3 separate regions of the Homo sapiens genome follow, and regions 1 and 3 are each linked to region 2. The links are chromatin loops, found by intact Hi-C in ENCODE. Cell type or tissue: GM12878. All regions are shown on one strand. Region 1 overlaps MGAT5 (alpha-1,6-mannosylglycoprotein 6-beta-N-acetylglucosaminyltransferase). Region 2 overlaps MGAT5 (alpha-1,6-mannosylglycoprotein 6-beta-N-acetylglucosaminyltransferase). Region 3 has its middle 8.3 kb from the start of MGAT5.

Region 1 (8,000 bases), 48 kb before region 2:
AGATTCATGAGCTTTTATAAGTGGAAAAGATTTAGATGTTCTAACATTTCCTCCAAATGGGAGATTGCAACTTTCCAAAATCCTTGGTGGATGGTTCTCCAGATTTATCTCAACAGTTCTAGTGCTGGAACTTTTAGCTGCCATACTGTTGAACTTTAGTGGGCCACATTTACATAGCCTGTGTCAGGGGTCAACAAACTGTGGCCCATGGGCCAAATTAGTCCACTGCCTAAATTTATAAATAAAGTTTTATTAGAACACAACCTTGCCCATTTGTTTACTTACTGTCTGTGGCTGCTTTCATGCTACAGCTGCAGAATTTAGTGGTTGTACAGGAGACCATAAGGCCCACAAAATTGAAAATATTTCCTATCTGGCTTTTTACAGAAAAAGTTTGCCAACCCCTGGCCTAAATGAATGGTGCTGTCTGGAATGCAGTACATAGTCTGCATGCAACCCTGTGTGCTAAACATATTAGATTTGTAAAGTGTTCATAAAATAGAGCAAAAAAAAAAAGCCACTGTTTATGGAGAGATCGCTGTGTCCCAGACACAAATAATAACTTTAAAATACTTTATTAGTTCTTTCCTCAGAGCAAACCTGCAGAACAGTTATCTCAATTTAAGAGGATCAGGGTAGGATATGATGTGTAATCTACCCAAAATGGTGGCAGTCTGAGCCAGGGTTCAGATCCTGGCTGGTGCATCTCTAATGTGCCCATTTAATCTGCCACTGCTGGGACAATCGCATTTTATTGTGCATCACACCAGAAGGTCACGTGTGGCATTTTTAAAGATGAAAATAGTTTAAGGCTCAAGAGTGGAAGGTAATCTAAGAGTCCACACCTTTCTGGCCATTTGGATATTGTTGTAAATGTTTCAGGTGTTAAGCATACTTAATTTTGTGAGTTTTGATTTTTTGTTTTGGTCTTCTTTTTGTTATTGTGTATTGATTGCCCTTTGATTTTCTTCTTTACCGTTATATATTTTAAATGAGGTAATTGTCTCTAGAGAAATATCTAGAATTGTTTTCCAATTCTTTTTCTGATTTAAAAATTAAAAACACTTTTTATAATGCTTGATAAGGCCAAGTTATGTAGGAAATTTGGAAAATACAGAAAAGAATAAGGAAAAAAAAGTCTTGTAATCCTGTTTTCTAGAGCACTGTCAATGACAGCTTTTTTTTTCTGTGTGTATATTGCATAAAGATTATAATTGTACTCTTTGTTTTAAAGTCTTGATTTTTAAGGGAGCATTCTCTTTATTCTTCAAAAGCTTTATTTTTAAATAACTACATAATAACTAGGTTCTCAATTTTTGTTTTTCCTTTTTTCTACTACAAAGATCATTGTGGTGAACATAAATCTTTGCATTATTCTCTTGGGAGAGTTTCTTAGAAACAGAATGGCTAGGTCAAAGGGCATAAGCCCTTTTTAAGTTTAGTATTTATTTCTGTCAAATTAGTACATGTATATAATTTTAAAAGTATAAATTTAAAGGTCAAATAGTATAAGACTGTAACCAGTCTGTCTTCTGCTATATACTTCATTCCTCCTTACCCCTGACTTTTGTTCTGGAAACACAAATACTTCTAACTCTTGTTTCTTCCAGTAATATATTTTCATATTTCTCCATAACATGTTTATGTTGCTTTTTTCTTATCTTGCATTTTTTTGAGGTTATCTACTGATTTTCTGTTATGGAAGATGGGAATTTAGCTCTCTGACACTGCCACCATTGCCAGCAACCCCTCCGCTACATGGCTCCTCTCTGTTTTCCAGAATCAGAATGTCCTAAATATTTGCTGGGGTCAAATTTAGTGGTCAGTGCTTACTTTATAAGGACACTGCTTAGCCACTTACTAAAATAAAATAAGGTGATAGTAAATTGCCATTCTGATACATCTTTCTGTTTTTCCCAGCGTTAATAATTTACTTCTTATGTTTGCATTGTTTTGATTAATTAGGACAATATTTACTAATTATCTTCTGTGTGCCAAGCCACACATCAGTGAACAAAACAAAAAAAAATTCTTACCCTTACCAAAATTCAGCCCTAAACATTCCATCAGAGAACCCTTCTTACTGTGGCCCACAGATCAAATAGTTTACCATGCTTTTATTCAGTAGTCGTCTTCCTGATGCTTTCTGCCCTCCTGTGACAGGCTGGCCTGGCTGCATCCTGGGCCTGCTGTACAGTTGTCGTAGGACTGTTTCCAAAGCCCCTTTTCCCCTTTGGTGCTGGGTCTTTTATTTCTTAGATTCCACATTTTCCCCTTTGTTGGTTTCTTGCCTCATCCTGTAATAGTTTTCTGAGAGAAGAAGGTAAATGGAGGGGAAATCATGAGATTTCTTTTTCTTTTTTTTTTTAAGATGGAGTCTCGCTCTATTGCCTAGGCTGGAGTATAGTGGCGCAGTCTCTGCTCACTGCAACTTCTGCCTCCTGGGTTCAAGCAGTTTTCCTGCCTCAGCCTCCCAAGTAGCTGAGATTACAGGCACCCAGCTAATTTTTGTATTTTTAGTAGAGACGGGGTTTTACCATGTTGGCCAGGCTAGTCTTGAACTCCTGACCTCAGGTGATCTGCCTGCCTCGCCCTCCCAAAGTGCTGAGATTATAGGTGAGCCACCGCGCCCAACTGAGGTTTCTTGAATTTTGGAAAATGTCTTTATTCTGCCTTCCCACTTGAATGATACATTCGTTGCATATAAAATTCTAGGTTTGAACATGTTTTTCCCTAAACAATGTGAAGATCTTGTTCCTTTGACCTCTGCTTTTCAGAGTCATTTTTGCAAAGTCCAGAGGCATTATCACACCTAGATGTGACTTTTGGCCTTCTGGAAGCTGGTGGGATTTGCTTCTACCTTGTGTTCAGATGTTTCCTGTGCCTGGTGTGGACCACATTTCATCCTTTTTCTGACTCTTCTGTGACATCTTTCTTGTCTGGGAAATTTTTGTGAACTGTTTATTGAGTAGTCTCATCTCCCTACAGTCTTTCTTCTAGAACTCACTGGGTGGATTGTGCACATTGGGGCTCTATTCCTACCCCTTCTCTCATATCACTTTTCTCTCATCTTATCCTTCCTGTTCATCTTATGGCTGTATTTTCTGTAAGATTTTCACAACTTTACATCCAGCTCGTCTCCTGAATTTAATTCTTCTATTTTAGTCTTCTTTCCAAGAGTTGTTGTTCTCTCAAGGTCTTTTAAAAAACAAAAATCCTATTCTTGCTCTGATTTCATGAATCAATATTCTTCGCTCATCTGTGAGGTATTATATTTAAAAATATTGTTAAATCATTTTCTGTTGTATGTATCATCTGAGAGTTTTTCTTTTTCAGTTTGAGTTCACTTTTCTTTCTTTGGTGTGAGAATGTTTTCTCACATATCTGGTAATCTGTAGTGCTGGTTTCATATTTGAGGGTGAGGTTGGCTGTGAGTGAGGGCTGGCAGCTGCTGGGCCACCTCCTAGGGAACCATAGATGACGTTGGACCCTAAATGTCTATTTCAGTCTTTTCTCTTCTGCTTAGTTTCCTCATAGATGGATCCTTCAGCCTTCTGCCCAGGGGCTGCCAGAACTTTGCTTCATAGCTAGAGACCAAGACCTTTTAAAATTTGTAGTAGAGACCTCACTTCCTTTTCCCTACCCTATCCACTGTTGTGAATCTAGAGCCTTTTTTGTTCAATCTCTCTAGAGAGTAAGCCTTTGCTATTTATAACTGGAAGGCTCTAGTATAAGCATCTTAAGACTTGATAGACATTACAAGTTATACTCTGATCAATAATGTATGAATATTCCTGTCTTACATCCTCTGTGTAAATACTTGGTATTTTCCTTTGAAAAATTCACCAGTGTAATAAATGGAAAATGATATTTTACATATGTTTCTTTGATTGTTAGAGAGGTTGTTTTCCATATGTTTTATGGGATTTGTATATTTTGTGAATTTTCTGTCCATGTCTTTCTTTGGTTTTTATTCTCAAGTGCTTACTGAATTTTGAATTCTCTTGCTGGTGTCTGGAAGCAAAGGCCTCCTTTATTTTTGCTGGTTTGGCATGATTTTGTCTCCTGACATGGCTCTGGTAGTTTCTTGTGAGGGTGGAGGCACCTGAAACACTTTATCAGGCACATGATAGACATTGCCTATCAAATGGCTCAACATCAGTTCCACAAAAAACCTAAATGGCCATTCAAGACCTGTTTCTGCCTGTTTCAAGTTCCATATAGGAATTAGATCAGTAGTTGGCAAATGACGGCCTGTGCGCCAAAATCTAGCCCAGTCTGTAAATAAAGTCATGCTGGAACACAGCTGTGCTCCTTTGTTGATGTGTTGCCGTGTTGCCTGTGGCTGCTTTCACATCACAATATCAGAAATTGAGTAGTTGATACAGAGACTACGTGGACAGCAAATCTAGAATATTTACCATCTAGCTCTTTAAAAAAAAAAAAAAAATTCAACCCCTGAAGTAGATGTTTGTTTGTTTGGTGCTTGATACCATGTAAGTATTTGCAAAGGCTTATGGAAATTGATGGTTCATTGTTCTTATGAATAAAAACTAATAAGCATGAATGTCATGCCTTTTGCAAAAACCAATAAATGACAGTGGCAGTCATCTTCCTTCAAATGATGTATGTGAGTGTAATACCTCTGTCAGCCTATCTTCCTGTGAATTCCCCCGATAACTGGTTTCCAGAAATATTGCTGTTGTAGCCATGCTCTCCCCTGACAGCCACCCATTCCCCTTCCCACTCTTCTCCCTCTCCCCTACTCCCACACCTTCTGGAAATATCAGATGTACAAAATGGGCTTCACTTGCTCAAACCTCTCATTGTCACTGTTTTCACAGCATTGTAAAACACATTACATTAAAAAACAAACCAGCTGGTGGAAGCCAGTGGTTAGCACCTAGAAGGTGAAAGACTTGGCGCATGTTTAAACTGCCAGTCTTTTTTGGGTGCCCTTCATCTCCCTTGTCTCTAGGGCCCCATTATTTTTCCTGTGGCTTCTCTACGTCCCCCTGTGTGGCCATCACTTCCATCCTCTTCAAGACCCAGACTTACTCCTCAAGGTCTCTGCTTGCCCTATAGGTTGGGCACCGCAGTGTGCCAGTCTCTCCTCTTCCCACATGCCCTTTGCTCGGCAGGACTGCTCTTCTACTCCATGGACCTGTCTTGTTCCCTCTGACTTTGAGAAGGCAACCATTGCTGGGCTGCATGCTCTTGGGGAACGCTTTTCTCTTCCAGGGTGCCGATCTCTCTTCTGTGGCCCTTCCTAAGTCCTTGCCAATACTGCCCCTTGGTAGTGGCCCGGGCACAAAGCCATCAGCCAGCTGCTTCCTGCCAGTCTCCCATGTGCTACCTGAGTCAGCGGAACACTGTGTGTTGTGTGCATGTAGATGTTGAGGGACTTTGGTGTGGTTGCAGGGTTCTGCCGAAAGTTGTCAGCGTAGCAGGCCTGACATAGCTGTCTTTAGAAAGGTCTGCTTGCAAGACTAACCATGGACTAGCATCTGAGAATTTGGATCTTGGAAATCCAGTTTCCTACCATATGCTGATAAGAGTGACTGACTATGCTTCAACCATGTGTACAAATAATATGGTTTATGCTGAACACCTGCATTCCTTCTGGGAGTCTGGAATCTTGGCACATGTTAGGTACAGTGACCAACACTCAGTAAGACACAGAGTCTCTAAAGACCTTCCTTGGTAGACCACATTTGTCGTCACAGCTCGTTGCTGGAGGAATTAAGCATGCCCTATATGACTCCGCTGGGAGAGGATTCTTGGAAGCTTGTGCCTGGTCTCTGGACATTGCCCCATGCACCTTTTTCCTTTCCTGATTTTTGCTTTGTATCTTTTTGCTATAATAAATCTGAACTGTTAGTACATATTCATGAGTATGTACTGTGAGTATATATGCTGAGTGCTATGAGTCCTCCTAGCAAATCATAGAACTTGGGAGTGGTCCTGGGAACCCACCCCTGACACAAGGACTTCTCAGAGCTGGAGAGCTTTCCAGGTCATGCAGATTCAAGGCAGACTGTGAGGTATTTGATAGTCCTACTCGTGTGTTCTCATGTGCATCCCATCTTTCCAAAAGTGCACACTTGAAACAGATGATTTTGAGAAGAGCTGCTTCTACCAACTTGATCTTGGCCACTTGTTGTATTGTTGTGCGTTCTTAGTTTTTCTACTTTTACCATTTCTGGCCAGAGCTGTCACTTTTAAAAATTACTCCGTTGATGTTGCCTAGCAAGAGCCACTCAGCTCTTTGTGGGGAATTAAAGTAGATTATAGGTTGAGGCCAGTTGCACTTACTGTGCTGCAAATTGGGGACTGATGATCTAGTCATCCTCTTCCTTTCTTACACACTTCCTTCCTGTGTCTTTTCCACATGCAAACTTGAGGTATGGCTTCCTGTCTTTAGTCATTTCATATAGTTTGGTTTGTGCTATCTTTGGTCATAGAAATTGTTCTTCTAAAACCTCTCCAGATCATCCTTCATTTCTGTGTTGGACATGCATCCTCCATGGCTGGTTTTACTTTACAAGGGGTGCTCCCCCTGAAAACAGCACTGGCAGGATGGCCATGCACAGTTGATTGCTGTGACAGAGGGGCTTGCTGATCCTGTGGCTTTATCTCTATCTGGTGTCTGCTATGAGTAGAGAAACATGGGAGAGATTGAGCTGCAAAGCAAAGCCAGTTTATCCAGTGCTTTACAGTTGTGGTTTAAAAAAAATTTACAAAGCATGGTGGAATAATTCTCTCAGATGAGCCATGCAGAGGGAATCCACTTGATCAGATTGGCTATATGGAGTTGGAGGATCAATTATGTGACTCAGTAAGTGCTTATTGCGTGTCTTCTAGGTGCCAGAAACGTAATGCAAAACAAAATACACAAAAATACCTCACTTCAGAGAGCTTATATTCTAGCAAAGGAGACTGGCCATAGACAGTTTACATGTAATGTCAAGGAGTGAGAAATCTTATTTAGAAAACACACACACACACACAAAACATAAAGCAAGGTTAAAAGAGAAAATTGCCTGGGAAAGAGGTTGAAGGTGTGTAGTGGACTAAATGTTTGTGTCCTCTCCAAATACATATGTTGAGATCCTAACCCCCAAGGCGATGGTGTTAAATGGTCTGGGGCCTTTGGGAGGTGATTAGGTTTTGAGGGGAGAGCCCTCATGAATGAGATTATTGCCCTTAGAAGAAGACACCAGAGCTTGTTTTTTCTCTCTGTTCTTGTCTGTGAGGATACAAGGAGAAGATAGCTATTAGCTAACCAGGAAGAGGGTCCTCACCAGACACGGAATCTTCCCACATGTTGATCTTAGAATTTTAGTCTCCAGAATTATGAGAAATAAAAGTCTGTGGTAATTTGTTATAGCAGCCCAGACTAAGACAAGGTACGTTTAGGATGGGGAAGGCCTCTGAAGGAGTGATGTTTGAACCAATATATAAATGAAGTGAGCCACTACCTGGAAAAGCATTCATGACAAGGAACAGCAGGGAGAGAGTCCAGGACTTGAGAAGTTCCTTAGCACGTTCATAGGGCGAAGTAAGGTCAGTGTGGCTGGCGTGCAGTGAATGAGGGCAAGAGACATATGGACTCAGGTTGAGAGCCCTGTAAGGCAAGTTAGGGTCACTTATTTGATACTGTGAGAATATATTTAAGTGTGATAACAGCTGCTATGACTACTTGCTTAGTCAGTTTTCCCTAGAAGCTTTTAAAGTTTGGGCCCTGCTAGAATCTTTTGATGTTTTACATTTGGTGATCACTCAAGTGGCGTTAGGTATAGTGCTTCGTCTCTCCCTTTATATCGGCAGTCATAGAATCTGGTTCATTCTGGAACTTTCCGTGACTGTTTCTCTAGAAGGTGTCCGTCTCAGATTCATTAACTCAGTGGTTCTGTCAGGCCTGGTTGGCATATATGATTATACCATTTTTTTTTTGTTTAGAGATGGGCATTTCTAATTTTTAAAAGGGTTGGGCCCAC
Region 2 (8,000 bases):
GAAAATGGCCGTACTGCCCAAGGTAATTTATAGATTCAATGCCATCCCCATCAAGCTACCAATGACTTTCTTCACAGAATTGGAAAAAATTACTTTAAAGTTCATATGGAACCAAAAAAGAGCCTGCATCACCAAGTCAATCCTAAGCCAAAAGAACAAAGCTGGAGGCATCACGCTACCTGACTTCAAACTATACTACAAGGCTACAGTAACCAAAACAGCATGGTACTGGTACCAAAACAGAGATCTAGATCAATGGAACAGAACAGAGCCCTCAGAAATAATGCCACATATCTACAACTATCTGATCTTTGACAAACCTGAGAAAAACAAGCAATGGGGAAAGGATTCCCTATTTAATAAATGGTGCTGGGAAAACTGGCTAGCCATATGTAGAAAGCTGAAACTGGATCCCTTCCTTACACCTTATACAAAAATTAATTCAAGATGGATTAAAGACTTAAATGTTAGACCTAAAACCATAAAATCCCTAGAAGAAAACCTAGGCATTACCATTCAAGACATAGGCATGGGTAAGGACTTCATGTCTAAAATACCAAAAGCAATGGCAACAAAAGCCAAAATTGACAAAGGGGATCTAATTAAACTAAAGAACTTCTGCACAGCAAAAGAAACTACCATCAGAGTGAACAGGCAACCTACGAAATGGGAGAAAATTTTCACAACCTACTCATCTGACAAAGGGCTAATATCCAGAATCTACAATGAACTCAAACAAATTTACAAGAAAAAAACAACCCCATCAAAAAGTGGGCGAAGGACATGAACAGGCACTTCTCAAAAGAAGACATTTATGCAGCCAAAAAACACATGAAAAAATGCTCACCATCACTGGCCATCAGAGAAATGCAAATCAAAACCACAATGAGATACCATCTCCTACCAGTTAGAATGGCAATCATTAAAAAGTCAGGAAACAACAGGTGCTGTAGAGGATGTGGAGAAATAGGAACACTTTTACACTGTTGGTGGGACTGGAAACTAGTTCAACCATTGTGGAAGTCAGTGTGGCGATTCCTCAGGGATCTAGAACTAGAAATACCATTTGACCCAGCCATCCCATTACTGGGTATATAACCAAAGGACTATAAATCATGCTGCTATAAAGACACATGACATGTATGTTTATAGCGGCACTATTCACAATAGCAAAGACTTGGAACCAACCCAAATGTCCAACAATGATAGACTGGACTAAGAAAATGTGGCACATATACACCGTGGAATACTATGCAGCCATAAAAAATGATGAGTTCATGTCCTTTGTAGGGACATGGATGAAATTGGAAATCATCATTCTCAGTAAACTATTGCAAGGACACAAAACCAAACACCGCATGTTCTCACTCATAGGTGGGAATTGAACAATGAGAACACATGGACACAGGAAGGGGAACATCACACTCTGGGGACTGTTGTGGGGTGGGGGGAGGGGGGAGGGATAGCATTAGGAGATATATCTAATGCTAAATGATGAGTTAATGGGTGCAGCACACCAGCATGGCACATGTATACATATGTACCTAACCTGCACATTGTGCACATGTACCCTAAAACTTAAAGTATAATAATAATAAAAATAAAAAAAAAGAAGGTGGTGGGGCTCACCTTGGGGTCCAGCTTTATTGGTAGCATCCTCTACTGGTGGGTTAAGCTTGTTAAAGGACCCTGGACAGATCAAAAGAAAACAAAGTTAGGGATTAGGAAGTTGTTACTAGCCTTCAGCAAGATTTTCCTTGAATGTTATTAATGGTGTTCTTATTTAGGAAAATGTTGCTCATTTGAGAGCTGTTTGTTTCAGTACTTGGAGTTATTGCCAATGCTGGCTTTCTTCCAATCCTGGTAATCCTCCGAGGTTTCCCAGAGAAAGAAATGCTTTGTTTTGTTTTTCCCTTCTCCCCATGGGATAATTGGTTTATGTATAATTTAATTATTTTGTTAACCAGTTATCCTATCACAGCATACAAAAACAACCTTAAAAACCCACCTTCCCGCTCTGTGCTAAGATGTTCATAATTGATTTTCCCACCATTACGAGTGCATGTATAACAGCAAAATTTCTTGCTAAAAGCTAAATTGGATTGACTCTATATTTTATATTTTCAGGAGTGCCCTTGGAGCCTTAGGGAGTAATACCCAGTGATTTAGAATAAGAAGAACTAAGATAAATGATCAGTTTCAAAGAGGCATTACAGTCTTCAGGCTTCTGTAGGGAAGTCATCTTTTTAAAAATCACCTGGGACTGTATTTTCATCACAGTGAATCTTGAAAGATTCTTCTTGCAGTGGCAGAGTGAGGAGAGAACTTTATGAGTATCTGGTCTCGCTCATGTCTCTCCTCTTAGTTGATTTTCTTTAGTCTTGTTTCATCTTTCCCCATCATGCTATTCCTGGGAAAACTTCATCCTGGTGGGTGGCTGGTAAATTTGGTTATTTACTTGGTGTAAGGTGTATTTCAAATCTCTACTTTCCTTGCTCATCCTTTTTTTTTTTTTTTTTTTTTTTGCAGGGTTGGGGGTGGGATGGGGTGAGGTTAAAGATCTCACAATCAAGTCTACAATCCATTTGAAGTCTTCATGTTATAAATATGCTTTATTGAGTCCATTAGCACAAATCTAATTGGAGCTAAATAATTCAATCTGGCCTAAGAATACAAGGTACAGATGTGCATAATGCTACTGAGACCAGCTTAGGCTTCATCCACTTGCAGGCTTTTTCTCTGCTGTTTTTCCTCATTTTTCTCATTTGTGGAGCTGCAGATATTGCCTTTCATGGTCATGTTGTTGTCAGATCCCAGTAATTAGACTGTAGGCCTCCAAGGCAAGTTGGTCTTTTCTTTTTTATGAGTAAAAACCATTTTAGCTTTCCTTGTGGGGAATCCTTTTGAGTCTCTGAATCATTCACAAATATGGTAAGGTCTAATTTTATCCCGTAAGAAGATAAGAGAATATTTCACTTTTCCTATTCAGAGATTCCGCCCTCTCCCCAAGCTTTGCTTCTCTCTGCTTATTGCTTTGGGATCATCTGCAGTGGCAGATGGCTTTATGCAAATCAGGCCAATTACTTTGGTTATAGTAAAGATCACCTTGCATTATGAGTAACTTCCAGATTAAGTAAAACTGACATGTTTCTTTGAAAACTTACCCAGACTGAGAGGGCACACTGTCTTGTGCTGACCCATGAGGCTATAGCTCCACACGTCTCTGCTATCTTAGTGACCCCTTTAAGGACATTCCCTCACTCTATTGCTCATTAAATTTTATAGATCTACCTGGCCATAGAAAAATTATTTTCAATGCCTGTTAGCCATATTTCATAATCTCATTCTTTATTAGTAAACGGGTGATAATGCTGTCTTCAAATTTTATGGCTAGTTTTGACAGAGAACAGACACCAATATAACTTTAATGCATTTCTCATTTTTTTGCTAGAAATTAAGTTGCCTAATAGTCTTTGATAACCTTTGCTGAAATAATTTCTATAGAATCAAGTTCTTTTTTCCTTTCTCTTTCCTCCTCCCCTCAATTTCTAAACCTTATTCATTGACAGAACAATCCATCTTCCAGATTGGCTCTCACAAGATCATCAAGGTTTTTTTTTTTTCTCCTCCTTTCATTTCTTTCTCAGATAGGTTTTACCACCTTATTTCTTGAGATAGTGTGAAGCAAATAGCTAGAAAATGAGGGAAACCTTGACCAATTAGCCCTAAGCTATCAGTGGCATTCCTAACTCAGATAAAGGATTGAGTTCTGTGGCTCCAATGCCATTCCCTTTCCTTTCCAGATATGCCACAGCAGATAAGGATCTTTCCTGTCCATTTGCTAAAGGGTCACAGAGACACCTTACATTCTCATTCCCCAGTGGCAATGTTTCAGTCTTTTAACTTTCTGCCATTAGACTGCCTTTCCTTCTGGTACAGAGATGTGAGGCTTAAATGACTAAGGAATTAATTGCTGTAAAGTACTTCGAAGGACAGATGTAAAGTATAATCTCTTCCTTCTGACCTTTGCTGCTGATTGTTTCATCTGAGAGGGCACTTGTATCTGGAATACTAGCTAAAAGCATGGGAATTTGGCTAATAATAAAAATAGCACATATTAATATAGTGCTAGTTGTGTGCCAGGAGCTGTTCTCGGTGCTTTTTATGTATATTAATTCATTATAGATGAAGCTGCATATTTAGTGTCACTGATGCTTTTTAGGTTGAAAATTGGTGTCCTCATTTACCTTGGAGAGCAAAAAATCCCTACGAAGAAGCTGATCATAATTCATTGGTAAGTGATTTTGGAAAACTCTTTCTAGACTTGTGCATTTAGGTCAGATGCCAAGTGATACATGTGGAATCTTCTAGAAATGCCAACTATAACCTGAAATAGTGTTACACTGAAAAACTTCTGTATTCGTCTCTGTGGAAGTCTAAGTGACTAAATCAGTCAACCATTAGCATAGGTTTGTTTACTGAGCAATTCTCTGAGGGTTCCTGAATGATAGGCTACTGATATGAGTAAGACCTGGTACGAGCTGTGGAGGCCCTTAGTGATCTAATAAGGCTGATGGCAAATAATGACCATCTCTGTCACAAATGCTGTAATATAGGCCTGTGGGAATTAATGAGGAAGAGGTCATTTTAGTCTGCAAGGTTCAGGGTAGATTGAATAGTGAAGATGACATTGGGGCCGAATTTAAATGATGAGTGAGTTTATATAAGGTCAAGGAGAAAAGGGTATCTCTCGTGTGGGAAAATGAGAGCATAGCAGTTTCAGGGAGGAGAGCATGCACGCATGGTTCAGTTGGCCAAGGCCATAGGTGACTGGATGAGCTAGGCTGAAGGTGAAATTGGGAAGGTAGGAAGGGGACTGTGAAAGTACTTGTTGCCACATTAAAAGCTTAAGTCTTTACTCTTTAGACCATAGATCACTAAACTTCTACAAAATACCCAGATAGTAAATAGTTTCATCTTTGCAGGCCATATTGGTCTCATTGCAGCTCCTCAGTTCTGCCATTGTAGCGCAGAGAGCAGCTGTATATGATATGTAAATGAAGGGGCATGGCTGAGTTCCAGTAAAATTTTATGCACAAAAACAAGCTGTGAGGATTTAGCCCAAGGGCTGTAGTTTGCTGTTCCATGCTGTAAACCACAGGAGTCGTAGGATATTGTTTAGTCAAGAAGGGAAATGAAACTGGATGTGGCGGCTCATGCCTGTAATTTCAGCACTTTAGGAGGCTGAGGCAGGAGGATTGCTTGAGGCCAGCCATTTGAGACCAGCCTGGGCAATACAGCAGGACCCCATCACTACAAAAAATTTAAAAACTAGCTGAGCGTGGTGGCGAGTGCCTATAGTTTCAGCTACTTGGAAGGCTGAGGTGACAAGAGGATCGCTTGAGCGCAAGTTCAAGGCTCCAGTGAGCTGTGATTATGCCACTGCATTCCAGTCTGGGTGGGAGTGTGAGACCCTATCTCAAAGGGGGATAAAGAAGGAAAAGAGATGAGTGTTCAGAATGAGCTATGGTGATTACTGAAAAGGTGGACTCAGCATGTTTGAGATGTTCTATGAAATAAATACTGGTTATTATGTTTCTCTATTATTCCAATCACTCGTTGTATCCAGCTATATTATCCAGAGCATTAGGAAAAATATTCTTCCTGGCTTTTAATTTATTCTGTTTGGAATTTTAAATTGTTCTCACTCATGGCAGAAAAGTAGTATTCTTGGCTCTTTAAATTCCTTAGAAAACAATGAATTTTTGTTTGGACTGGGACAAAACCAGAAGATGAGCATTTATTTCCCTATTTAACTCTGTGGACAGAAAGAGGCTTTCTGGCAACTTCCACGTTGTCAAACAGCCTGCTAAGAATTGACTTCAGTTTTCTTAGAAGTCTGCTGTCCTGTGGTAGATCCAAGTGGAACAGTAAATTTGAGTGCTGAGAATTTCAAGGTACATCAACCATACTCATTATAAAAACTGCATTTTAACATAGCTCAGGGCTTTGTAATGCCTGTGCTGCTTTTCTCAATTTCTAATTTTTTAATGATGTCCCTTTGGGCAGATCAGCAGTCAGCAGCCTTGGCTTCAGTTTGCAATCCTGGGACCTTAAAGTCAAAGCTGCAGCAGACAAGACTTACTTTTGAAGCTCTCAATTTAATTGACTAACCCTTTTAAGTTTTCAGATGTCACATCATGAAAACTATTATGCTTTCTGACTTTTTATCTTCTATTCATTTTATTAAATTTCTGTTGCTAGGCGGAAATTCGTACAGATTTTAATATTCTCTACAGTATGATGAAAAAGCATGAAGAATTCCGGTGGATGAGACTACGGATCCGGCGAATGGCTGACGCATGGATCCAAGCAATCAAGTCCCTGGCAGAAAAGCAGAACCTTGAAAAGAGAAAGCGGAAGAAAGTGAGTTTCTTATTAATTCAGTGCAGTTAGATGCCAGCTTTCTTTTAAAATTTGATTTTGCTTGGAAACAAGACTAAGAGAAATGTCATATCTCAAATGATATTCTCTCAGGGTGAATCTGCTCAGTCTCTTGTACAGCTGTTTTTGGGTTGTCCTTTCCCCACTTACAATGCTCCCACTTAGCAGGGTCTGGCACAAGTTTCTTGGGTGAAGCCAAGCAGAATATCTGCCTGTAAGACTTTTCCTTTGAACCTGTCTTTGTCAGGGTATCAGGAAACTTTCCCCCATTTCCTTACCTGAATCCAACCTTCGAGAGCTTCCTATTATATCATCATGAAAATTTTGTATTTTTGTTGTTTTTCATCCCTGGCTTTTGGATAGCCAGTGAGTTTCATTGTTACTCTGTCTGGTTGGTGCTTCTGCTTATGCCCGTAGGGGAGAGAGAGAGAGAAATTTGATTAAATTTGAGCCAGTTTCTTTCTAGTTTATGAGGACAGGCTTGGAAAACCTCTCGAATACCCCTGGGCTTAGAAGACTTTATGCCCTGTTAGCTATAGATTTGATGGTCTGGCTTTAGATTAACTGTTCTGTTCTGATTTCAGAACTGAGCAAAGTGAGTAATTTGCTCCCACATCTAAAAAACTTAAAAATGAGTTTGGTATTCCTAATCCAACTAATTTGATATGTTTGAAAAAGAAAATAAAGATACATTTACAGGATCCCAAGTCACAGTTTGATAGGTCAGTTTTGCCTAGATCTCTTGAATTTGTGAGACAACAGGACCACACATTCTGTCACCAAATGGTTGTGTATGGAAGAGCATGTGTTCAGATGTGCAGGTGGGCTGTAAAAAGAAATAAAGAATTTTTCTGTATATTCCTGTGGAGTAACCTCGAGGATATATTGTTAGGTGAAGAAAAGTAGAGAATAGTTTACATTATTTTTGAGAGAGAGAGGGAATTTATATCTATGTATACATAAAGATATATACAGATACATATATTTGCTTCTTGCTGTTAGTTTGAAAACGTATTTTTCTTATTTTGATAAACTAAAATTAAAAATAAAGGAGATGGTGATGATGGTTGCACAATAATGTGAATGTGCTTCATGCTACTGAACTGTATACATTAAAATAGTAAATTTTATGTTAGGTGAATTTTACTGCAATAAGGAAAAAAATGGTCCAATTATTAAGGGGAGTTGGGATTAGCATGGAGGCAACAGAAACTACCATAGAAACTAGACTTCTGAATATATCTGACTTTGTAGATTTGATGCTGGAATCATTTTATGTAAGTGTTAAACAAAATGTTATTACCAAAAACTAAAAATTAAAAGGAATATAAAACAAATGAACTGACTATATATCCATCCAGTTTTGATGGAAGCGCACAGAAAAAGACTGTTCTTAGTGACTTCAGAACACAGTAAACTGTACACTTCTGATGGGATATCACAAAGGATAAAAACTGTAAAAACATCTTAAAACCATTTTTATTAATCATGTAATATGTGGTAGCATTGATATTCTCATTCTGAATCCATTGTGAACATTGGAGTAAAGCAGATGA
Region 3 (8,000 bases), 90 kb before region 2:
GTGTGTATGAGTGAGAGAGATCATATATTACTGTTAAAAGCCTCACAGGTCATACATAAGAGGTTGGGCAAAGCCGACCTAGAGCAATGGATGGATTGTGTATCCCTTAAGTCATCATTCAGATACAATTTCTTTCAACCAAACTTTGAAAGACTTTCAGGGGCTATGAAGTCACTGAAGTACCCTGGAAAATATCGGAATTAGAATCATTTCCAGAAACTTTTAACTATTGGTTGAAATACTCTTATGCAGAATGAAGGGACCTAATGAGCATGCTTATCTCAGTTGAAGGCTATTTCACTTTGAAGTCAACTGGGAAAGTACTTGTGATTGCAAAGCACTTGTTCTAAAGAGAGCACTTTGGATTATAAAACAACAAAAACTCAAACCCCCATGATGTTGAACTTTGAGCAGTGCAAGGTGTGTGTTGGGTAGCTGCATAAGGCGCTTTGCTGTGTGGAATTACTGCTTTATCAGAGTTAGATGTTTGGAAAACATGTATCCAAACTGTGTCTTCATTTTTAACCTGATGGATCAAAATGTTTGCTTTTTGTCAGCAACTAGAAAGTAGGACCAGTTGTCCTATAAGGACTCCTAGTTCACAGTGATTAAACTATGCCATTTATGTATATAATGCTCATCTCAGCTGGATATGTGTCAGTAGGATGTACATCCAGCTTATTCAAAAGTAATATAAGTTCTGTACGTGTTATGAAAAGGAGAATTGTGCCATGTTCTCTGTTATCCTCCACTGGAAATTAGGATCTGATCTGCCCCTGCTCTTACTATCCTAGATAAGGTAAAAAGCAGTGCTTCTCATGTGAAAACAAGTAACCTTGCAGTCTGGTTATAAACACCAATTGATTCTATTGTTTTGGGATTGGGCCTAAGATTCTGCATTTTTAACAACCTGCCAGATCATTTCAGTGCTACCTTTCCACAGATGAGAGTTCGAGTAGCAATGTTATAGAGGTGCTAGTTGCTAAAAGCATTGTAGACATCGAGGCTTTTGGGCTAGCCTCAAATCATTTCTCATCTTTGGAGCCAAATGCCCAGGAGAGGTTAATAAAAGCTGTATTAGTTCAGCATTATTCTCTACAAGTCCTTCCATAGTGTGGGATGATCTAACAAGGCTCTGTGGTAGACTAGCTATTGAAAGTCTGGCTACTCAGGCAGGGCATTGGCCTAAGACCAGTTTGTGATTCCTTTAAGGAGAAAACAAGCCTACCTTGGCAGATGAATTATCTAGTAAGCCAGTGACTCTACATTTGTGGGGTGGGAGAAGAGCAGAGAGCTTACCTCTTAAAATTCTAGAATGGATCACATTTTGGGTTTCACTAGATAGGGCCAATAGAGTTGTTATAGAATGTCTTTTAAATGTTCTCATGCCTGGCTGTGTATTAAAATCATCTAAGCAGCTTAAAATAAAAATACCTCTGCTTGGGCCACACCTGAGACAAAGTAAATCAAAATCTTTGGGTGTGATAGCTGGGCATCTCTATTTTTTAAAGAGCAGTCCAGGTGATTCTATGTACATCATAGTTGGGAGGTCCTGGTTTAGTCAGTCCTAAGCTCTGAGGGCAAGAAACTCTCCTGAGAAGCTCCATTTTTAACTTGAGCTGGTTTATCATTTGTGCAAACTGAGGGTTTGTGACCAGAAACCAGTCAGGCTGACCCAAGTTATTTGCAGTGTTTGGGAGAGTTGACCTTGGTGTATACATTAAGGAACTAGTGAACTTATCAGCCAGCATCTAACCAATGATTTCTTCCCTAAGAAAATTCAGACCTTGACTTTTATGACTCTGGGTCTGTTAAAGCTTAGGGCTGTGCGATTGAGTGGCTTGACTACTGTAACTTTATTTTAGAAGTGATGAGAACTTCTTTATAAGGTTAAGTTGGATAAGCCTGAGTGGTCACTTCAGATTGTGCATGTGTGTGCACACATATGTATTTCTTCACTGCTTAGCTAGTTCATTTTTTTAACCAAATCAGATTTGGGGAGGACTGTCCCTTTTCTGCAAATAGGGCAGCTGGAACACTCCTGGGGTAGGCCAGTACCCAGCCGGTGCTCCTCCCGAGGTGGAGGAGAGGGGTACTAGGGGTCGGGGTAATTGGGCTGGAGGGCTTAGGAAGCATTTGGAAATAATGAGCTTTATCTTGAAGGCATTACCCATATTTTTGAAATAAGTGTGGTGATTTTTGTGATTGTGATTTTCTTTATTACTGGGGCCATTTTGGCCTGTTGTCATTCTTGGTTTTTTTTCTAGATGTAGAGTGTTGCCAGAAGTCTGATCCTCAGAGAAAAGGTGCATTTTACACTTATTATAAAATTTCTTTGTGGCTTTACTGTCCTTTGAGAGTGGAAGCAAATCTTTTGAGTATTTTCATTCAACATTAAGGAGACCTACCTGACAAATTGACATGCTGTGTGATCTTTTCACAGATGATTCTTTCTTTCTTCTTAGAGAGTCATTATCAACCTATCTTAAAGCCTGTTCATGGTTTCCTGGGCCGGATGCCAGGTGACAATCCTAGCGTTTTTTGTTTTTTTTTTTAATGGCTGTCTGATGAAGCATCATCCAGATTTGGTCTTGCTCAAAGCCTTCTTCCCTGTGCTCATTGATTTATGGACCAGGTCTTTGGAGCAGAGGCCCAGTGCCTTAATACTCATTAGTAAATTGGGCACAGCTAGCCTAGGAATGAGATTCTCAGTCAGTGCCCAGACAGCACTGAGAGATGTGGAGAAAATGAGACTCATTTATCAGTCACCTTGAGACAGCATCAGCAGTCGGCCACCTTCCTTCACTCTGAGGCCTTCCACAGCCTCAGCACAGGCTTCTGAGCCTGCTGGTCTTGAGGGGTGGTGATGGACTCCCAGGTTCACCTTGGTCTGCTTCTCTCTCACTCTGCATTCTAGTTACATGGGCAGAACCTGTCTGAGCATCTTCCAGTGGGTGAGTAAGATCCTGTTGATTGGTAAGGCAGTCCCTCTCAACCGAGGCAGTTTTGGCAGTGTTGAGAGACATTTTTCGATTGTCACAACCCTCTAGTTATAGAGGGTTATTGGAGGGCTCTAATGGCATCTAGTGGCTAGAGGCCAGCAATGCTGTTAAACCTCTAATAGCTTCCCACAACAAAAAAATTATTCAGACCCATATGTCAGTTGTGCAAAGATTGAGAAACATTGGATTAAAGTGATTTATTTCATTTTTCAGGGACCCGTGCTTTGTTTTGGTTTAGTAGTTGTTTTCAGAATTATTATTATTTTTGAGGCAGCGTCTTGCTCTGTCGCCTAGGCTGGAGTGCAGTGGCGCGATCTCGGCTCACTGCAAGCTCCGTCTCCCGGGTTCACGCCATTCTCCTGCCTCAGCCTCCCGAGTAGCTGGGACTGCAGGCGCCTGCCACCACGCCCGGCTAATTTTTTGTATTTTTAGGAGAGACGGGGTTTCACCGTGTTAGCCAGGATGGTCTCGACCTCCCAACCTCGTGATCCGCCCCCTCGGCCTCCCAAAGTGCGGATTACAGGCGTGAGCCACAGCGCCCAGCCCCTCAGAATTCTTGGAGTTACCGCTGTTGCCTTTTTTTGTTGTTAGGAAATTCTCTCAACTGTGAATATCGTATGGGCCTAGTGAATGAAACTCATAGAACATGTGAAGATCTTATCTGCTCCAGCAACCACAGCTTCCTTCTCACTCTTGTCCTCTTTCCCTTTTGTCCACCTGCCAGTAATGTGCACATCCAAGAGACTAAGTCAGGATAAAATCATCAAATGTTGGTTTTCTCTTACCCCACCCACGCCCTCTAGTGGCCTGTTTTGCCTCTAAAGCTGCTTTGCCTGTCCCTTCCTCCTCTGCTTCTCCTTTTAACACCAACTGTATTTAGGTGAAGACTACCCCCATCTCCTTTCCATCTGTCTTCTTTATACCTGTGAATGTCAGAGAACAGCTGGGGTAGGTGTGGCAGAACCTGGGAATAGAGAGGGCAGGAAGAAGAGTGCATGTTCTGGACCCAGATTCACCAGCCCTGTTACAGTGTTTGGAAATTTATTTTGCTATTGATGCCAGATATGGAGCCCTGAACTCCACTGAGTGGATGGTATAACTGCAAGACAAATATGCACTTCAGGTGGGTGGCATTGGAGGTTTTCCTTTCTCTGCCCACAGGAAAAATGCAAGTGTAGTGTAATGAATTAAAACTCTGGGTACAGGACTGTCTTGCTTTGATCACTTCAAATGTAAGAGGGGATGGGCTGTTTAAAACCCAGATATTCAAAGAGTATTCCCAAGATAGCAAAGGTGTGTTGTTTTTAGCAGGTGTATTTCAGCTAGTTAATTAAAATAAGACTAGTTTAGCCACTTCCAAAGGGAACAGACTGTTTTCATTTAGAATGTGTTTTTCCTGTTTATAAAAAAAAAAAAAAAAAAAAGGACCCAGGTCCTGAAAGTGAAAGGTCTCTGTTCATACCTATTTCTTGGGCAGCACCCTGCCTGCTCCTGAGCTCCTTTGCTTCCTAGAGCTAGAAGAGAGTTGGTGGCATCACAGCTGTCAGGGATTCACAGTTGAGCTTTTGGGCACCTGCTGAGTGGGCTCTATCAGGTTGGTGGCACTGGGCCATCTGGGGGAGTGAATGACCTCAGAGCTTCTTCCCAGGAATTTGGATTTATTTTAGAAGAGAAAGCTGCTTTGCCTGTCCCTTCTCCTCCTCTGCTTCTCCTTTTAACACCAACTGTATTTAGATGAAGACTGCCCCCCACCACCGTCCCCGTTCCATCTGTCTTTCTTACACCAGTAATCCTGTAAATGTGTATTTTTCTCCCTTTCATGTGTTGATTCAACCCTTGAGGTTGGTGGGACATTGCATTAGACTCACGGCTTCTTAATAGTACTGGACTTTGGTTTCTGTTTTGTGTTCCATACGGAGAGGTCTCTTCCTTTCTGAGTTTCCGCATGCAGCTGGTAGACTCAGCTTGGTTTGGCGGAGGCCATGTAGTATTAGGCAGGAATTGGGGTGCTGGTTTGATTCTAACTGGAAAACATAATATTTTCTGGCCTCAGGGTCTTCCTCTGTAAATTGAGGGTTTGCATTTGATATTTTCCTAAGCAAAACCAGACGTTGTCTTCCAGTCTGTAAAAAGGTATTTTATACATTTTAATTTATCATATTTCCTGTTAAAGTTGATTGTTAGACCAGGGAGATGTGGTTCTGTGGTGAGCACAAAACCAGGAGTTTGGTAAGAGGTTGTGCAGTCAATGCAAGGTTAGCACCCAGTTGATTTCTGCACTGTGTTTTGGTTCACGGTAGAAGCAGTCCATATTCATCCAATTATGAATGGGAGTGGCTATCATTTTAAAGAATAACTTACCAAGCACTCTAAGTTGCTTTTAATGTAAATTGAGATGGAGGCTGAAAAGAGAAGTAGTAGAAATTGTTTCAAAGTTGAATTATTAACATCTAAAGACAGTTGTCACTTAAAATATGGGAGTCAGGCAAGCAGCCTTGGAACTTCAAGATATGTGACCAACTCTCATCTGGCATTTAATTAGGGTAGTGCTTTTTTGTCATACAATTTCATGTGAATAGATACCTGGGCCTGAATTAAAAAAAAAAAAAAACAAAAAAAAAACGTAAACTAGACCACTACTGAGCATTAGTTTTGTGACCAATAAGGTGGAAATTTGAAGTTCAAACTTCAGTGTATGGAGGTAGCCAGGGCAGTTTTGCTGAGTCTCTGCGATATAAATTGATACGTATATTGATTGTCTCTAGTATCTTAGGATTTGGCATGTCAAACTTTTTTTGAAAAATGTTTAAAAACATCTTAAACAAAACCAAAAGTCAAATGAAACATTTGTGGAACCTCTGGAACATCTCTGTGAATGAATCTTTGATGTTCTTTGGAGCACAGTTTGAGAACCAATAACTCAGTTGCTCACCCCTACTCCTGTGGCTCTAACAGTGTTCTGTGTTTCTAGAACTTTCTCCATGTTATACATGTGGAAACTGAGATGGACACACTTAGGATCACACAATGCCAATGGTAGAACAAGCTGCAGATCAGAGATTTTCAGGTTTTTGATGCAAGGTTCTCTCAGTTCCTCCTTGTCACCCTTTCAGGTCTTATTTTCTGTGATCTTCTCAGCATAACAGTGACAATACAAGTGGCCTCCAAGAAAGGTTCCCGGGTATTTTCCCCTCCATCCCTTGTCTTAGACATATTTTGTTTCTGTAATCTCACTGCCCTGCCCCCCTAGAATTTTCTTCTGGAGTGTTTTTTTGCAGTTTTCTTCTCTGTTAATACCTGACTACCATCACATCCACTTTAGTTTAACCCTGCCTCTTCAAGGGTTTTACTACTAAGGGTAAAATCTTGTAAAAGGTAAGGTGCAAATGTATTGTCAGAATGCCCAGGTTCTGTGGCTCATACCAGAAGGAGGTCTTGGAGGTCTTTGCTAATTTGCATTTCTTCACCTCATTTCCACCATCCTGTCCTTCCATCTAGCAAATACTTAATGACCACCCTCTGTGTGCAAGGCATGGCCATTGCCGGCATTTCTTGTCTTTGGGGGCCTCACAGACCCCATAGGCGAGATGAAACGGGATTGTCCTATAGAGCAAGGAAGGAGCACGAACTGCTATGAGTTACGAGTACTCTATGGAAGGGGAGCTTTCCTCAGTCTAGGGAGCCCCTGGAGGCTTTATGCAGGAAGGAGGTGGGGTGAGATTGGAGGCTGGAGATGTGGGTGGGATTTTCCAAGGAAATTGGGTGGACACAGTGACTTAGGATTTCTTGAAGGTTACTGTACAGGATGAAGCTAAATGTAGGCTCCTTAGCCACCATTTAATGATGACTATGAAGTAGCTCAGGTGGTACACAGTGAGGACAGAGAGGTCTGGGAACCACTAAGTTAGAGCAGCGCTGTCCTATGTGAATGTGTGAATGTGGCGCATGGGATGGTATTGTCCTGCAGGGCTATTTGAAGAGACCAAATCTCTGCTTGGGGCTGGCATTGCTTCTGAAGGGATGGGCATTTCTGCCTTTGTTTATCCTCTGAGGAGGCAGGCCCTTGTGTCAGAAATAGGGCCTCCAGGGATGTTGGATGGCCACCTGGAGGAACTGCTTCATTGGTCTCGTTCTCACTCCATTGGAACTGGGCTGCTGCTCAGTGTTCTCAGGTGGGTTGAGAAATTGGCATTTGCCAGACAAGGTGGGCCAGGAGCCTTCTGAAGCCAGGCTCCTGGCCAGGAGCCTGTAAGGTTGATCCAGAGGTTATAAGAGCGGTCATATGTGGTGAACTGGAAGTAGATCACTGTGGTTTCCTTCTGTTGCTAGGCCCATGGCCAGCCCTTAGTTCCTGCCCTGGTCTTGGCTGTGCTAGGCCCATGACACTCATCTGCCTGCTCTAAGCCAAACTCCTCCTTTTCCCCATAGCTTTAGAGGTGGGCTTGCTTTCTTTTTTCTTTTTTTTTTTTAACAGTTTTTTTTTTGAGATATGATACACATATCATACCATCCTCCTATTTAAACGTATACAACTCCATGGCTTTTGGTATGTCCACAGAATTATGCTCCTATCACCACAATTTTAGAACCTTTTTGTTACCCCCTAGAAAAACCCTATACACCTTAGCTATCACCTCTCATTTCCTCCATTCTCCATACCCCAGCCCTAAGCAAGTACTAATGTATTTTCTGCCTTTACAGATTTGCCTATTCTAGACATTTAATATCAATGGAATCATGCAATATGTGTTTTTTTGTTACTTTTTTTGCTTAGTATAATGTTCTTAAGAGTCATCTATGTGTAGCATAATCAGTTCATTCCTTTTTATAGCCAGATAATATTTAATTGCATGGATATGGCAGTTTTGTTTCCATTTCCTCAGTTGATGCACATTAGGCTGGTTTTACTTTTGTTTATTATGGATAATGCTGCTGAGTATGGATACTGCTGCTGAGTACTTCTGTGTACAAGTTTTTGTGTAGACACGTATTTTCATT

What was found. Peaks named below come from ENCODE experiments on the same cell type or tissue, not always from the same donor. Only the 100,000 strongest peaks of a DNase experiment are listed, where the experiment ranks them.
Region 1: a loop joins it to region 2, with 3 times the contacts of the local background. A loop is called at or near these places in 4 of 110 quality-filtered maps.
Region 3: it touches region 2 in a loop (2.9-fold over the local background); 4 of 110 quality-filtered maps call a loop at or near these places.

What each region holds. Positions count from the first base shown.
Region 1 is chr2:134,284,082-134,292,081 of GRCh38, forward strand. The region is part of intron 2 of MGAT5 (alpha-1,6-mannosylglycoprotein 6-beta-N-acetylglucosaminyltransferase); the gene reads left to right. Among named protein-coding and RNA genes, the nearest start is that of MGAT5, 34 kb to the left of the region's middle. RefSeq lists enhancers at 3,042-3,101, 3,216-3,295, 3,366-3,415, 3,436-3,515, 5,482-5,531. In GM12878, no CTCF peak of the experiment used is centred here; DNase peaks (open chromatin) are centred at 3,470 and 6,420; H3K4me3 peaks cover 1,242 bases; H3K27ac peaks cover 6,621 bases.
Region 2 is chr2:134,331,995-134,339,994 of GRCh38, forward strand. It overlaps MGAT5 (alpha-1,6-mannosylglycoprotein 6-beta-N-acetylglucosaminyltransferase), which reads left to right. Exons shown (of 16, transcript NM_002410.5): 5 at 4,223-4,294; 6 at 6,265-6,426. Among named protein-coding and RNA genes, the nearest start is that of MGAT5, 82 kb to the left of the region's middle. In GM12878, no CTCF peak of the experiment used is centred here; a DNase peak (open chromatin) is centred at 4,537; H3K27ac peaks cover 1,385 bases.
Region 3 is chr2:134,241,762-134,249,761 of GRCh38, forward strand. It overlaps a transcript of MGAT5 not described here. Among named protein-coding and RNA genes, the nearest start is that of MGAT5, 8.3 kb to the right of the region's middle. RefSeq lists enhancers at 2,902-3,402, 3,403-3,903, 6,289-6,338, 6,399-6,488. In GM12878, CTCF peaks have their summits at 3,083 (motif pointing left) and 3,803 (motif pointing left); a DNase peak (open chromatin) is centred at 6,095; H3K4me3 peaks cover 825 bases; H3K27ac peaks cover 5,483 bases.